Linked DNA regions of Homo sapiens: region 1 is linked to region 2. Evidence: read pairs that join two places in POLR2A ChIA-PET (ENCODE). Cell type or tissue: GM12878. All regions are shown on one strand.

Region 1 (5,000 bases), 420 kb before region 2:
TTGTCTAATATAAGAATAGCTACTCCTGCTCACTTTTGGTGTCCATTTGATTGGAATGCCTTTTTCCACCCCTTTACCTTAAGTTTCTGTGAGTCCTTATGTATTAGGTGGGTCTCTTAAAGGCAACAGAAAGTTGGTTGGTGAACTCTCATCCATTCTGCAATTCTGTATCTTTTAAGTGGAGTATTTAAGGCATTTACATTCAATGTTTGTATTGAGATGTGAGGTACTATTCCAGTCATCATGCTATTTGTTGCCTGAATACTTTTGGGTTTTGTTTTGTTTTGTTTTTTAATTGTATTTTTGTTTTATAGGTCCTGTGAGATTTATGCTTTAAAGAGGTTCTGTTTTGATGTGTTTCCAGGATTTGTTTCAAGATTTGGAGCTCCTTTTATCAGTTCTTGTAGTGTTGGTTTGGTAGTGGCGAATTCTCTCAGCATGTGTTTGTCTGAAAAAGACTGTATCTTTTCTTCATAAATGCAGCTTAGTTTCTCTGGATACAAAATTCTTGGCTGATAATTGCTTTGTTTGAGGAGGCTGAAGATAGGGCCCCAGTCCCTTCTAGTTTGTAGGGTTTCTGCTGAGAAATCTGCTAATCTGATAGGTTTTCCTTTATAGGTTACCTGGTGCTTTTGCCTCACAGCCCTTAAGACTCTTTCCTTCGTCTGAACTTCAGGTAACCTGATGACAGCGTGCCTAGGGGATGATCTTTTTGTGATGAATTTCCCAGGTGTTCTTTGTGCTTCTTGTATTTGGATGTCTAGGTCTCTAGCAAGGCTGGAGAAGTTTTCCTCGATTATTCCCCCAAATATGTTTTCCAAACTTTTAGAATTCTCTTCTTCCTCAGGAACACGTATTATTCTTAGGTTTGGTTGTTTAACATAATCCCAGACTTCTTGGAAGCTTTGTTCATATTTTCTTATGCTTTTTTCTTTGTCTTTGTTGATTGGGTTAATTTGAAAACCTTGTCTTTGAGCTTTGACGTTCTTTCTTCTGCTTGTTCAATTCTATTGCTGAGGCTTTCCAGAACATTTTGCATTTCTATAAGTGCACCCATTGTTTCCTGGAGTTTTGATTGTTTTTTATTTATGCTATCTATTTCATTGAAAACTTCTCCCCTTATTTCTTGTATCTTTTTTTTTTTTTTTGTGACTTCCTTAAATTGGGCTTCGCCTTTCTTTGTTGCCTCCCTGATTAGCTTAATAAATAACTATCTGAATTCTTTTTCAGGTAAATCAGGGATTTCTTCTTGATTTGGATCCATTGTTGGTGAGCTCATGTGATTTTTGGGGGGTGTTAAAGAATCTTGTTTTTTCATATTATCAGAGTTGGCTTTCTGGTTTCTTCTTATTGGGGTAGGCTCTGTCAGAGGGAAGGTCTAGGGCTGAAGGCTGTTGTTCAGATTCTTTTGTCCCACGGGATGTTCCCTTGATGTAGTAGCTCCCCCTTTTCCTAGGGATGTGGCTTCCTGAGAGCCGAGCTGTAGTGATTGTTATCTGTCTTCTGGATCTAGCCACCCAGCAAGTCTACCAGGCTCCAGGCTGCTACTGAGGGTTGTCCGCACAGAGTCCTGTGATGTGAACCATCTGTGGGTCTCTCAGCCGTAGATACCAGCACAGTATTTGGGGTGTCTCCCAGGTCCTGCAGGAGCAATCTGCTTCCTTCACAGGATCTGTATGCTCTCCCAGTTTTCCTGATTTATTCCTGCAGTCGTTCTGGAGCAAAAGTTCACAATGCAAGCCTCCACATGCTGTTTTGTCCATCCGAGTGGGAGCTGCAATCTAGTCCTGCTTCCCATCCACCATGATCTCTAAAATTATCTTTCTTTTCACCTTCGATTTTTCTTGAGGTTATGTGTTGTGTTTGTTCATGCTTGTGTTCCTTCTAATTTGGTTTTCATTTCTGAAATGATTTACTTCTTTCTTCTGATTCTTTCCTATATTCCTTCACCTCATTTCCAAAGTTTTCTAGCCTCAGTTCATGTTGGTTGTTCTTTTGTGTCTTGATGTGATTTTCTTGTCATCTTTTACCTTGTTTTGAAATTGTAAGTTACAGTTTGGGTCTGGTTTTTAATGTTGTTTGTTTTGTTTTGTTTTGTTTTGTTTTTGAGACAGAGTTTCACTCTTGTTGCCCAGGCTGGAGTGAAATGACACAGTCTTGGCTCACTGCAATCTCCGCCTCCCTGGTTCAAGCGATTCTCCTTCCTCAGCCCTCCAAGTAGCTGGAATTGCAGGCACACACCATCATGCCCGTCTATTTTTTGCATTTTTAGTAGAGACGGGGTTTTGCCATGTTGGCCAGGCTGGTCTGGAACTCCTCACCTCAAGTGATCCACCCACCTTGGCCTCCTAAAATGCTGGGATTACAGGTGTGAGCCACCGCACCTGGCCCAGTTTGGGTCTGTTTTGTGGGCATGTCTTTCTGGTATGCTTTTGTTGTCTATAGGGATATTATTCTACTTCTTATTATTTTTTCTATTTTTTTCTTTTTTTTCTTGAGACAGAGGCTGGAGTACTGTGTTGCTATCACGGCTCACTGCAGCCTCGACCTCCCAGGCTCAAGCGTTTCTCCTGCCTCAGCCTCCCAAGTAGCTGGGACTACAGGTGTGCACCACCATACCCAGCTAATTTTGTTTTTTATTTTTTCGTAGAGATAGGGTCTCACTATGTTGCGTAGCCTGGTATAGAACTTCTGGGCTCAAGCAGTCCTCCCACATCAGCCTCCCAAAGTGCTGGGGTTACAAGCATGAGCCACCACACCCAGCCTCTTTTCTTTTAACAACTTTTTATGGGATTTGACCTCAGTGTTCTTGTCAGAATTTTATTTTTATGTGAAGTTAGTTTTCTGAACTTTTGGAAGAAGGCCCAGTTAGGAATATAGCTTCTTTTCCTTCACAGTGTACCTTTTGCTTCCTTGTGTATCGTGTTCAAAGATAAGGTAGCTTGCTTCCTGGCTGGCTCCATCCCCTTCCCCTGTTTTTATCAGGGCCTCCTCATCTTTCATCACACGGCTCCCAGGGGCTGGACTCTCCATGCCCTTCATTCCTTATTGCAGCATCCCATGTACTCACCTACTATTGACATTGCAGCATCCCATGTACTCACCTACTATTGATAGGGCAAGGCCCTCCCACTTACAGCTGCTGTTCTCAGAGGAACAGCTGTGGACTATTTGGGGTTCTCTGTTATTGGGTATACCACACGGCCCGTTGCTGCCCCCTGCTTCCTCTCACACAGGTGCTGATATGACGGTCAGGTCTTGTCAACACAGGTGGTATATTCTTACCCACTTGTAATTTGTGGTTTGTGGAGATACCTTGTTGTAAATGTTTGTTGTAATTGTCTTGTGAATGTCTCTGAGATTTGGGGTTTGCTGTCTAATTGCTGTTTTCATGAGGATATTGAGGGAGACTCACAAACTCATCTTCCCAGAATCTCCAGTCAGATTTATGTAATAAGCTAATTGTTAATGGAATCCAGAAATTAAAATAATTCAGGATATGTCTTATCCAAAGGGAATCTCTATGGAAAGAGCATGAGTGTCCAGATCAGGTAGCTGTGGGTTTGCATGCGGGTTCTGTTACTAGCTGTGGCCTTGGCTGCATTCTTCTCTGCTATGCCTCCCTTTCTTCATCATCCCCCTGGGAAATCACCTATGGAAAGGCTTTGCACTGCTGCCCTGCACCTAGTAGGTGCTCATTAAATGCCCCTTTTCACTTTCCCACCCTTGATTCTACAGGTGAATCAAGTAACTTTTTTCTTGGCATCTCCTTTGATTTTTCTCAGGGCAGAAATTCAGGTTTTTTTATTTGCTTCTTTATTAGTTTGAACAGACCGTGGCATTGAAATGCATGCTCTGGCCAGGCCCGGTGGCTCACAACTGTAATCCAAACACTTTGGGAGGCTGAGGTGGGCGGATCACTTGAGGCCAGGAGTTCGAGACCAGCCTGGCTAACATGGTGAAAACCGTCTCTACTAAAACTACAAAAATTAGCCAGGCACGCACCTGTAATCCCAGCTACTCGGAAGGCTTAGGCAGGAGAATCACTTGAATCTGGGAGACAGAGGTTGCAATGAGTGGAGATTATGCCAATGCACTCCAGCCTGGGTGACAGAGCAAGACTGTCTTAAAAAAAAAAAAGAAAGAAAGAAACTTATACTCTAAGAATTTTGTTTGTTTGTTTGTTTTTTTGAGACAGGGTCTTGTTCTGTTCCCCAGGCTGGAGTGCAGTGGCGCAACCTTGGCTCACTGCAACCTCCACCTCCTGGGCTCAAGTGATCCTCTCAACTCTGCCTCCCAAAGCGCTGAGATTACAGGCATGAGCCACCATGTCCGGTAGAAATTTTATTGTAATGATCTTTAACAACCCATTAATATTAACGTGACTTTAGCACTAATAAGAATTATATTTAAACTTCAAATATATTCTTAGTCTGTCCCCAGTGTCAGCTTAATTTTTCTTCCATTACTTTTTGGGTTAAGTATCTATTTATTTCTCTTTTCTTTTTTTTTTTTTTTTTTTCAGTTTGGTAAATTGTTGGCACATGTTTGCTGTTTCTCTTTATAGCTTGCAAGCCAGGCTGGGATTCCTTCAGGTGTATACAATGTTATTCCCTGTTCTCGAAAGAATGCCAAGGAAGTAGGGGAGGCAATTTGTACTGATCCTCTGGTGTCCAAAATTTCCTTTACTGGTTCAACAACTACAGGAAAGGTATGTGACTCAAGTTTCAAAGAAAACAAATGTCTTTCTAATATTTTATCTTGATAGGTTATAAAAATACTATTTCATCCTGATCACCAATTTTGGAAAGATTTCCAGCAGAGTGTTAAAAGCTCTGTCGCAGGCCAAGCACGGCGGCTCATGCCTGTAATTCCAGCACTTTGGGATGCTGAGGTGGGCAGATCACTTGAGGCCAGGAGTTCGAGACCAGCCTGGCCAACATGATGAAACCCCCTCACAGAAAATACAACAATTAACCAGGCATGGTGGTGCACACCCG
Region 2 (5,000 bases):
CGCCGTTACATAATAACTGATATTTATGTAGTAAACCCTTATGGTTTTCAAGTATATCATACATTATCTCCCTTTAAACGCAGCAGTTTTTTGAGTGGTTAATCATCATCATCATCATCATCATCACCACCAACATCATCATCAGCAGCAGCATCATCAGCATCATCTTCACCATTACCATCATCACCACCACCATCATCATCACCACCACCACCATGATTATTATAATCATCATCTCACTACCACCACCACCACCACCACCACCACAACTACAATCACCACCACCATCACCACCACCACCATGATTATTATAATCATCATCTCACTACCACCACCACCACCACCACCACCACAACTACAATCACCACCACCATCACCACCACCACCATGATTATTATAATCATCATCTCACTACCACCACCACCACCACCACCACCACAACTACAATCACCACCACCATGACCACCACCACAACTACAAGCACCACCACCACCACTACCACCAGCACCACCACAACTACAATCACCACCACCACCACCACCACAGCTACAATCACCACCACCACCACCACCACCACCACCACAACTACAATCACTACCACCATCACCACCACCACCACCATCACCATCATCGTGAATATCATCATCATCACCTCACCACCACTACCATCACCACCACCACCACAACTATAACTATCACCACCATTATCACCACCACCATCATCAACATTATCATCATAATCATCATCACCATAACCACCACTACAACCATCACTACCATCACCATCATAACCAATACCACTACCACCACTATCATCATCATGATTATTATCATCATCACCTTACCACCACCACAATTATTATTATCTCTATAATCGCTACCACCACTATCATCACTACCACCAGTCCAACCACTACCGCCACCACCACCATCATCATCAGTATCATCATAATCATCATCACCATTACCACCACTACAACCACTACTACCATCACCTTTATTATCATCATTTTCACTGGAAAAAGGGAATTGAATCTTCTCAGGGGTTAGGTAATTTGCCTAAAGCCAAACAACTAGTAAGTTGAACTAGGTTTTATGAGTTCAAATATTTTGCTCATTCCACAGCATATATGTTACTTCCCCTCAGTTTGGAAGTCTGGAAGCTAAAAATCAAAGATTTAAAAACAACAATGGCTTCAGAATTTCTGTATGCAAAGTACCCAATACAGCAATATGGTTAGAAAAGGGGTCTGGGCCTTCTCTAGAAGCTGTTTGCAGAGCAACACGTGATTTTTTACTCAGATTGTAGAATGCAGACCACTCAAAACTGCAATGTTTTCTTTAAAAAGCTTTCTATTACGCTTTCTATTAAGATTAAAAATTTTAATTGATTTTTCAGTTTTTAGAGATGCTTGTGGAGATTAATAGGGGTGTGAGTCATGCCCTACCTCAAAAACATTCTTGGTATCCCTCAGCATATGAACCACAAGTTGAAGGAGAAGAGTTTGTTTTTCCTAATATTTTAGTCACGTAATTTATCTGAAGGCAGTTAAGAGAGTTAAGAGTGCCTTCTACAAATCATATCTGCTTATTTGAGTCTTTGGTATATTTTTTTAAATACCATTCTACTAGTGTATTTTGCTGTTATAAATAGAAAGAAAATTCCCACCATAGAAAATGTTTTCATATTTATTCTCTCTCAGAGATTTCTGAAGTTCAATTTATAGAGAATAAAAAAATTATACTCAAAGGCTCAGCCAGCTGACTCATCTTGTGATCTGAAAGGCAAGTTATCTTTTTGTTACTTCTTACACTGAATGAACAGTTTAGAATGAAGTCAAGAGGGAGAAGGGACCAGCTGCTCTTACGCTGTTGCTGTGTGAGTGGTATAGTATAAATATTTAAACCTTTAACTCCCAATAATTCAAAGGCAAAGAAAGAAAAATCTGTGGAGAAAAGTAGCACCATAACCTCATCACTTTCCGGAAGGCAGCAACGTCTTTCTTCTCTTTATTTTATTTAGAAATAATTGCTGTCTAGGACTAAACTTGTAATATAGCCACAGACGAAATAACCCCAGGATCTCTTCTCTGTTTAGAGGTTCTCTATTAATGAAAATCTTTACAAAGCTAGATCCGAGTGTGTTCTCTCTTCCTCAGTTTGGAAAAGAGACACTTTACCCACCCCAAAAAGTTCCCATGTTTCTCACATTTATATTTTAAGTTTCAAGAGTTTTACTTTGTATCCATCACTGTGTCTTTAAGTATCTTCTGCGTGAAGCATTTTTTAAGCAAACCGAGACATGAAAAAATTGAAGATAGAGAAAGCCAACATGTGAAAGAATGATGACATAAATTATTATTAATTTGCTTTCTGGAGAAACACTGCCAATTATATCTGGCTTTTGATTGCTATCACAGCATAGGTCAAAATCTTTCTCTTAAAAATATCTGAAAAGGATAAACTAAATTGTTCTTTTTTTTTTTTTGGAAGGAATATTCTAAATGATAAGATATGCTCTGGCTACACAGCACAAAGTAAAGATGGTTTTTAGCTTACATGATCTGATTTGTCTGTCAACAAGAATCCAACAGTTCAGGCTCTTGACACGTCCCTCTTCAGCCTAGGGTGTGCAGATGTTATGGAATCATCACCCTCATAGTCAGCCAAGCACATCCTCATTTCAGGGTCCCAGAAACTAGCACCTGGCACAGCCTGGACCATACTGAATGATGAGGAAGTACAAGAGAGTTTACTGTCTCATTAGCACTTGCATTTCTAGTTTCATTTTCTTCTTTCCATTTTCACTTTCTAGGACCATTTACTAGTTCTTTTTCTTGCTCTCCAACTTTTCTCTGTCCTTCTGGTACTTGAAAGAGTCACTTTAATTTGTCTCAACTAATACCTTTTCTCTTTTAAAATATCTTCCAAAATCAACTGAATTTTAAACATTTTAGTTAAACATCACAGCTTTTGGCAGATAATTAGTAGACAAAATTTTGCCATCCGAAAATAAATGAGAAGTTGAATAAACTGACATTTGCTTAGCACAATAAAATATAGAAGGCAGGCTGAGCATGGTGGCTTACGCTTGTAATCCCAGCACTTGGAGAGGCCTAGGTGGGAGGATCACTTAAGGCAAGGAGTTTGAGACCAACCTGGGCAACATAGTGAGAGGCTGGCTTTACAAAAAAAATTAAAAAATTAGCTGGATATGGTGGTGCACACCTGTAGTCCCAGCTACTTGGAGGCTGAGGCAGGAGGATCCCTTGAGCCCAGGAAGTTGAGGCTGCAGTGAGCTGCAATCACACCACTGCACTTCAGCCTGGGTGATAGAGCGAGAGCCTGTCTCTTGAAAAAATACAGGAGGCATAGTTAGCCAGATAAATCACATCTTTTTAATAAATATGTTGGCTTGTGTAAGTGAAGTGGCTTCTATCAAAAAGAGAGGTGGGAGTGCAACCCTCCAGATTTATTTTAATATTTTGGTCACAAAAACTACACATTTCTTTTTCTTTGTTTAAATTATCATACCTACAATGAGTATGCATGTACTTTTAGTTTTCAACTCAAGCCCTATAGAAGACATACTCTAGTATATCTTACACACATCATTCCTAAAAAGTTAAGACTTGGCTTGCTGCTCATAGAGATATTAAAATAAACATCTAAAATGTTTTACTTGTAGTTTTGGGCCCCTTTTGGCATTGGCCTGATCTAAACAGGTTACCCTGAGGTCACTGGGGGCCATAAATCAGGGGGGTGGACTGGTGGCTAAGACAGCCTGCATAGCTTTAGTGCAATGTGCTATTTTAGTTTATGCCCCTGCAATGACACCATCTCTTTGGCACCAGCCAAAGAAAGCTTCCTAGACATCTATGGGAAGAGAATGTTTTGCAGTAATCCAAGGCAGAGGTCACACAAGCATGAATTACTGTGGGGAGGTCTTTGTCTGCTCCAGACCCTGGGACAAATAAAGTAGGGAAAGTGACTTCCAACTAAAGCATTTATCCAGGAATTCGGGGGTGGAAATTGATCCAAGCAATCTTGGCAAATTGTGAAAGCAAAGAGTGACCAATTCTTTTCAACCCAGGAAACTAGGGCAGCCTCTTTCTGCCCCTTTTCCAATCCCGTTATTGGGTCCACTTGAGAAACCCAGATATTTCTTGAGAAAGATTCAGCATAGTTAAATAGCAATGCTTGTATTTATTTATGTTATAAAATGTGGCATAATCACACAAAAATCTCCAATCCTCTCTAGCCAAGGCTCATATACTTTTACATTTGATTTCTCTTACTTTTTCCATGGAGGGTATGACTTAACCAGTCTGAACTTTCAACATTTACTAGTTTTGTACATAATATGAATTTAATTGCTTTTTTCCCCTTTCTTCTTTCTATTAATTTTGGAAGGAGCAAATACAATTCAGGAAACAATATCAAAATATTCCAGATTATACCAGATTGCATAATTATTTACCTATTAAAAGAAAAATACTACCTTGGTTTTGTAAACAGCCTACATGGAAAGACAAAAAAAATAGGTATTTATCCTAATTACAATTCTTTTTGTGTGTGTGTGTGTGTTAAGTGTTTTGTAGTCTTCTTGCTCCCTCTGACCTGAAGTTCCCTTTGAAAAGGAAAAAGTGCTAACTTACTTGGCTTGGAGAAAGGAGAGAGGCTTGGTTCAAAAGTGACTGCCAATTTTTTTCCAACCAGCTGTTAGTCTCCTTAAGAGCAACAGGCAGCTAATGGTTGAATGGACTTCCTTTTGCCAGTTCATCTCCATCTGGGAGAGTTCCCCTCCTTTGTGGAGGTTGAAACAACTTTCTCAGACACAGTTATCCAGGACAGAAGTATTCTCATGCTCAGTTGCACTCTACCAGCTCTGGGGGACATTTGAAAATCTGACAAATGCTTTGTAGTTTCTTGTGATCTTCAAGCATAATCTTAAAAGGCATGTAAGTGTCCAGGAAATACAAGAACCTGAGAAATACTTT

The links. ChIA-PET counts read pairs that join two places held together with the same protein. Peaks named below come from ENCODE experiments on the same cell type or tissue, not always from the same donor. Only the 100,000 strongest peaks of a DNase experiment are listed, where the experiment ranks them.
Region 1: POLR2A ChIA-PET joins it to region 2 with 5 read pairs; 2 of 35 experiments call an interaction of 5 or more read pairs at or near these places.

The regions. Positions count from the first base shown.
Region 1 is chr6:24,510,600-24,515,599 of GRCh38, forward strand. ALDH5A1 (aldehyde dehydrogenase 5 family member A1) reads left to right here. Exons shown (of 10, transcript NM_001080.3): 5 at 4,568-4,711. Among named protein-coding and RNA genes, the nearest start is that of ALDH5A1, 18 kb to the left of the region's middle. RefSeq lists a silencer at 3,143-3,232. In GM12878, a CTCF peak has its summit at 3,223; no DNase peak of the experiment used is centred here.
Region 2 is chr6:24,926,723-24,931,722 of GRCh38, forward strand. All of the region lies in intron 1 of RIPOR2 (RHO family interacting cell polarization regulator 2), which reads right to left. Among named protein-coding and RNA genes, the nearest start is that of RIPOR2, 6.7 kb to the right of the region's middle. RefSeq lists an enhancer at 2,734-2,853. In GM12878, no CTCF peak of the experiment used is centred here; a DNase peak (open chromatin) is centred at 2,715; H3K4me3 peaks cover 2,368 bases; H3K27ac peaks cover 3,254 bases.